Linked DNA regions of Homo sapiens: region 1 is linked to region 2. Evidence: chromatin loops called from intact Hi-C (ENCODE). Cell type or tissue: chondrocyte. All regions are shown on one strand. Links, peaks and the distances in the headings refer to the core of each region. The heading gives the core; the rest is flanking DNA. Region 1 holds the start of ELL3 (elongation factor for RNA polymerase II 3). Region 2 has its middle 3.0 kb from the start of MAP1A.

Region 1 (2,882 bases), core at 383-2,882, 260 kb before region 2:
AACCTCTACACTTACACCCACCTTCTCTGCCTGTGGCCTGTTACCATAAACGAACTGCCCACACTCCTACCTTTAGGCTTTAGCTAATCCTGAATAGATCTCATGACCTCAAACCTATTCAAGGGCACTACTGCAGTAAATCTCCTACACCATCAAAATTTTGGAGATGTTCTAAAAATTATTTCCGTCAACATGGAACATGCTATTTCTCCCATCTTAAAACTTTTTCTTGATCCTATTTCCTCCACCATGACTCCCATTTCTCTGTCCCCGTATTCAGCAAAACTCAGGTTTCTTTTTGAGATGGAGTCTCACTCCAGCCTAAGCTGGAGTGGAGTGGCGTGATCTCAGCTCACTGCAACATTCACCTCTGGGGCTCAAGCGATTCTCCTGCCTCAGCCTCCCAAGTAGCTGGGACTACAGGTGTGCGCCACCACACCTGGTTAATTTTTTTGTAGTTTTAGTAGAGACAGGGTTTCACCATGTTGCCCTGGGTGGTCTCGAACTCCTGAGCTCAGGTAATCCACCTGCCTCAGCCTCCCAAAGTGCTGGGATTACAGGCATGAGCTACCGCACCCAGCCTCTTTTTTTTTTTTTTTTTTTTTTTTTTTTTTTTTTGAGATGGAATCTGCCAGCGCGCCTGGCCTTTTTTTCTTTTTTTGAGACAGGGTCTCTCTCTGTTGCTCAGGCTGAAGTTCAGTGGCGAAAACATGGCTCACTGCAACCTGATTCATGGATTCAAGCGATCCTCCTGCTTCAGCCTCCTGAGTAGCTGGGACTACAGGCATGCACCGCCATGCCCAGCTAAGAGACCAGCTTTATCCATTACCACAACTGTTTATCAGATTAGGATATTGCCGCAGAGAAACAGAAATAGCACAGATTTTAAAGATCAACTTTATTGAAGTATAATTTACATACAAATTTTATGTGTATTAGCCGGGCGCGGTGGCTCATCCCTGTAATCCCAGCACTTTGGGAAGCCGAGGCGGGTGGATCACGAGGTCAGGAGATCAAAACCATCCTGGCTAACACGGTGAAACCCCATCTCTACTAAAAATACAAAACATTAGCCAGGCGTGGTGGTGGGTGCCCGTAGTCCCAGTTACTCGGGAGGCTGAGGCAGGAGAATGGCGTGAACCCAGGAGGCGGGGCTTGCAGTGAGCGGAGATCGTGCCACTGCACTCCAGCCTGGGCGACAGAGCAAGACTTCGTCTCAAAAAAAAAAAAAAAAATGTATTTTTTTTTTATGAGTTTTGACAAATGTATAGGTAATTTTATTTGTAGTAGAGGACGTTAAGGTTCCCGGGGATTGTGCAGGTCCAGGGATTTAACAGAGGGATCCTGTTTAGGAAACAGGACAACATCGGGGCTCTTGGGAAACATAATCAAACAGGAACAAGTGGAGACACCAAGGGCTGGCCAGAGGTTGGTGCTGGGGTCTCAGTGCACCAGGATCTGGCCCTCTGGAATGCCTGGCGACTTCATGGCAGCTCCTGGCCCTCCTCAGGGAGCGGTCTCACCACTCTGACGCGTGTTTAGGCCACGAGGTGAGACCTAGGACTGGGTTCTGGCTCTCTGCCCTGCAACTTTCCTGCCACTACCCGCGCCCGTATCCCTGCCCACCAACTGGGGGCGCTCCAGTCGGTGACAGCCAACTTTCACTGCTGCCACCACAACCGCAGGGCCCCAATTACCTCTCTGTTAGAAATCGGTTTCAGAGCGGTGGAACCGCGGGCGGGAAAAAGCCCAGGCGCTGTCTCGGGTGCCCCTTCGTGTCAGCCATCCTCTGGTCTCTCGGGTCTCCGAAGCTCGGGGCTAACTGGGCGCGAACCGCTGAGCCCGCCTACCAACCAGGCCCTTTCTCCCGCCCCTCTGCGGCTGAAACCCTCAAGGGGTTGCAGGTTCAGCTTTCACTTAGAGACAGCAACTCCAAATTCAGGGTCGCTGGGGAAACTAAGGCAGGACTGGGGACTCTGAGTGAGAGGTCAGACGCTGGTCGCGGACTCTTTCTCCCGAGAACTGGGGATAGCTCTTCCGATAGCCCAAAGCGATTCATGCGGATCCTAGAAGAAAGCGCCGAGGTCCGGGCGGTTGGCCGGGGAGAGCGAAGCGCCGCCCACGCGGCTGGGAAAGCTTGGGGTGGCGCTGGCGGGAGGTGGGGCCGGGGGCGGGTTCCTGGCGGAGGGTGGGGCAGACGTGGGTTACCGGGTGTGCCAACCAAACCCTGAACAGAGGAGGTGGCGGTGGTGGCCCTCGCCTGTGGCCCCCGTGCTGCTTGCACTCGAACTCGTCGCCATGGAGGAGCTCCAGGAGCCTCTGAGAGGACAGCTCCGGCTCTGCTTCACGCAAGCTGCCCGGACTAGCCTCTTACTGCTCAGGCTCAACGACGCTGCCCTGCGGGCGCTGCAAGAGTGTCAGCGGCAACAGGTACGGCCGGCCCCCTTCTTCTCTAGTCACTGCCCCTAGGGACCTTGGGCCTCAGCCGGCGACCCTGGAGAAGGTGCAGGGGAGAGGGAGCGGCTTCCGCAAGCTCTGGCCTCCCCACCTCTCCAAGTGAAGCCCGCTAGGCAGGTGATCCCGGGCTCCGGACGCCGGATCCTGGGGACACTGCTTCACCTGCGCTCAACGGTCACATCTTCGCTCTCCCCGCAGGTACGGCCGGTGATTGCTTTCCAAGGCCACCGAGGGGTAAGTGCGAGCTCAGGGTGTGTGAGCGAGGTGAGGGCGAGGGAGCATAAACGTGGGCTGGAGGTGGAAGGTGCGGTCGGGGCCGGAGGCTGCGAGTAGTCACGGTCTGAGGTAGTTCCGATAACTGAACTCCAAGTGGGGCGAGGAGGCTGCTGGGGTTGTCCCAGGGGGCTGTGGTTTGAGGGGACTGT
Region 2 (2,905 bases), core at 264-2,763:
TCCCAGACCAATACAGAGCCCACCCATATTCTCAGCTGCCACCCCCAAGGGCCACACCCTGGGCATGGTGCCAACTCACAGTGGAGTTTTCCTTCAGCCTTCACCCTCTGAACAGCTACCCACCACAACCAACTCTCCACCTGCTGTATTCCTAGGCTCTGCTGCAATGAAATGGTGAGATGCCAAAGAAGAAAGAGAGGCTTGAGCTGAGCTACAAAGTAAGATATGAAACCCTGGATTTGAGACTTGATCCACCATTTTACTAATCATGCTGCTAAACAAGAGACTTAACCTCTCTCAGAGCCTACTTCATAAACTATGAAATGAGTATAATATTAGTACCATCCTCCGATAATGCTGTGAGGTTTGAATTGTATAAAAGATGAAAAAAAAGCTTCTTCATTCCTAGACTTCCAAATCTGCAATGTACAAATGCCACTGGAAGTCTTTCTCCCTTTTGTGGAAGATTTCTGAGAGGTCATCTAGGTGATCAAGGAAATCATAAATCAGGATCTCAGACCAGATCAACTCTGGAGTACTCTTAGCTCCCAGGTAAACCCAGAACTAAAGATGCCTGCAGTATGAGATTTGAAGTCCTATTCATGTCCTTGCTTTCCCATTTCAGACAGCAATGCAGACCCCGGTTCCAGGGGTTAATGAGCTGCTGTATTAATTCAGGGTAACTGTTGTATTGGTAGAAGTAATAGAGCTATCACTTCCTAAGTCCGTCAGTGGAAATGGAGAGTCAGACCGAAGGCCTCCAGACTGGTCCCTCAGCCTGTATTTTTATTTATTTATTTATTGAGATGGAGTCTAGCTCTGTCGCCCAGGCTGGACTGCAATGTCATGATCTCAGCTCACTGCAACCTCTGTCTCCTGGGTTCAAGCAATTCTCCTGCCTCCCGAGTAGCTGGGATTACAGGTGTGCACCACCACCCTCGGCTAATTTTTGTATTTTTAGTAGAAGAGGGTTTCAACATGTTGTCCAGGCTGGTCTCAAACTCCTAACCTCAAGTGATCCACCCACCTCGGCCTCCCAAAGTGCTGGGATTACAGGCATAAGCCACCATGCCCGGCCCTGTGTTTTTTAGAGTCTTAGAATATTAGTTATGAATTATAAGCCCCCTTCTATTTCCTATAGGTATCCAATAGTAAAAGAATCAGAGAGTTATTGAAACTCAGTTTTCCACTGTCCTAATTGTTTCTGAATTTGTATTAGAATGCTCGGAAGATCCAGATTTTTTGTAGGGGTTAGAAAGTCACCACTGGAGAGACTACCTGGTGCAAAAATCACCTTTGAAAGCTTTTACCAGACTTGACCACTAGAAGGAGCTGGGCCACTGACTCTTTATCAGAGGGTCCCTTCTTTTCTGTGTGTGGGTATGTCAATGTGGAGGGGGCAGTGCCTAGGAATAAGTGCACTCTCCTTGTCACTGTAGGATACATTTTTGTCTGCTTTCTCAGCATTTTGGCCCAGGGCTTGAGGATAGGTGATAGGAATGGTGGCCCAGCCTGTGGGGTAGTCAAGCCATAAGGCACTAGCATATCCCCTTGAGCTCATCCCAGCTGCCTGGTCCCCTTTGCGTCCTCACTAACAGAAGGCTGGAGGGAGGGGCAGTGTCTGCAGCTGCTCTGGGCTGACTGTTGTTTGTGGGGACAGCTGAAAGAGGAGCCAGCAGGGGTGGGGCTGTGGCTGTCTTGAGCTGTGTGGGTTTTTCCAGGAAATTCTCTACTATTCTCCTGTGACATAGACAGACCATGATAAAAATGTCCAAACCTAAAAATATGCAGTATGCCAAAGTAAGCTCTGATCTAGGGTACATGGCCCTAAGCTCCTTGAGGACACCACAGACAAACTCTTTGATGGAAAGGGCCTAGTAGGTGTTTATATATCAATGCTCATTTCTAAGAAGTGCCTGAGAATAACTATGTTCTCTCTGTAAGTGTCTTCCCAAGTATCGCTGCATCTTAATCTGAAGAATGGCTAAGTACTTTGGTTTAACTTCTTTTCATTTCTTACATTATTCCAGAAAGCAGCCTACTCTCAAGTCTCTGTAGCCAAAAGGACAAGGTTAGAGCATTCAGTGTGAATTATTAACATCAGCAGATAATCCCCAAACTTCTGTTCAGTCATTAATTTCATCCTCTGTCATCCCTGTATCTGGCCTTTCACCAAAGCTCCTAGGAGTACTAAGTGGTAAAACTGCCGATTTTCATCATTAGGGATAAATGGAGGAAGCCATGACATGAGTAATTCTAAACAGAAACATTCTCAAAAGAGTGAGTAGCCTGCTTTACAGGAAGCCAGTCACATCAGGAAGATGTCAGCCTCACATATATTAATATAAAATTGCTGTATATATTCCTAGGCTAATGGAGCTTTAGTCATATTAGCCTTATTTTCTCCAACTTCCTAGCAGCATCTATAAGTATCAGTGATCAGGAAGTGATCAAAGATTTGGCAGTTAGGAGCAGTGGAAAAGGAGGAGAGATAATTAAGGAAAGGTGACTACTATACTGAGTAATTGAGAATTATCTGTATAAGACATGAATTCAATCATTCAGTTGCAGTGGCTGTTGACCTGGATGGATTTTATATTCCACTAAGCTGATGGATTGGTGTGTCAACATTTTCCAGTAACATGACTAGATGCCTAGCTCCTTTTTCTTTTTTTTTTTTTCCTGAGATGGAGTTTCACTTTTGTTGCCCAGGCTGGAGTGCAATGGCACGATCTTGGCTCACTGCAACCTCTGCCTCCCGGGTTCAAGCGATTCTCCTGCCTCAGCCTCCTGAGTAGCTGGGATTACAGGCATGCACCACCACGCCCAGCTAGTTTTGTATTTTTTAGTAGAGGCGGGGTTTCTCCGTTGGTCAGGCTGGCCTCGAACTCCCGACCTCAGGTGA

Evidence for each region. A loop is a pair of places that touch in the nucleus more often than their neighbours do. Peaks named below come from ENCODE experiments on the same cell type or tissue, not always from the same donor. Only the 100,000 strongest peaks of a DNase experiment are listed, where the experiment ranks them.
Region 1: a loop joins it to region 2, with 2.1 times the contacts of the local background. A loop is called at or near these places in 5 of 110 quality-filtered maps.

What each region holds. Positions count from the first base shown.
Region 1 is chr15:43,776,318-43,779,199 of GRCh38, reverse strand. It overlaps ELL3 (elongation factor for RNA polymerase II 3), which reads left to right and starts at 2,234. Exons shown (of 11, transcript NM_025165.3): 1 at 2,234-2,430; 2 at 2,656-2,691. The coding sequence starts at 2,299. It also overlaps a transcript of SERF2 not described here. RefSeq lists enhancers at 1,902-2,111, 2,722-2,771, 2,265-2,793 and a silencer at 2,172-2,281. In chondrocyte, for the core only: CTCF peaks have their summits at 1,448 and 1,649 (motif pointing right); DNase peaks (open chromatin) are centred at 1,761, 2,093 and 2,424.
Region 2 is chr15:43,513,107-43,516,011 of GRCh38, reverse strand. It overlaps a transcript of MAP1A not described here. Among named protein-coding and RNA genes, the nearest start is that of MAP1A, 3.0 kb to the left of the region's middle. In chondrocyte, for the core only: CTCF peaks have their summits at 1,126 and 1,327 (motif pointing right); no DNase peak of the experiment used is centred there.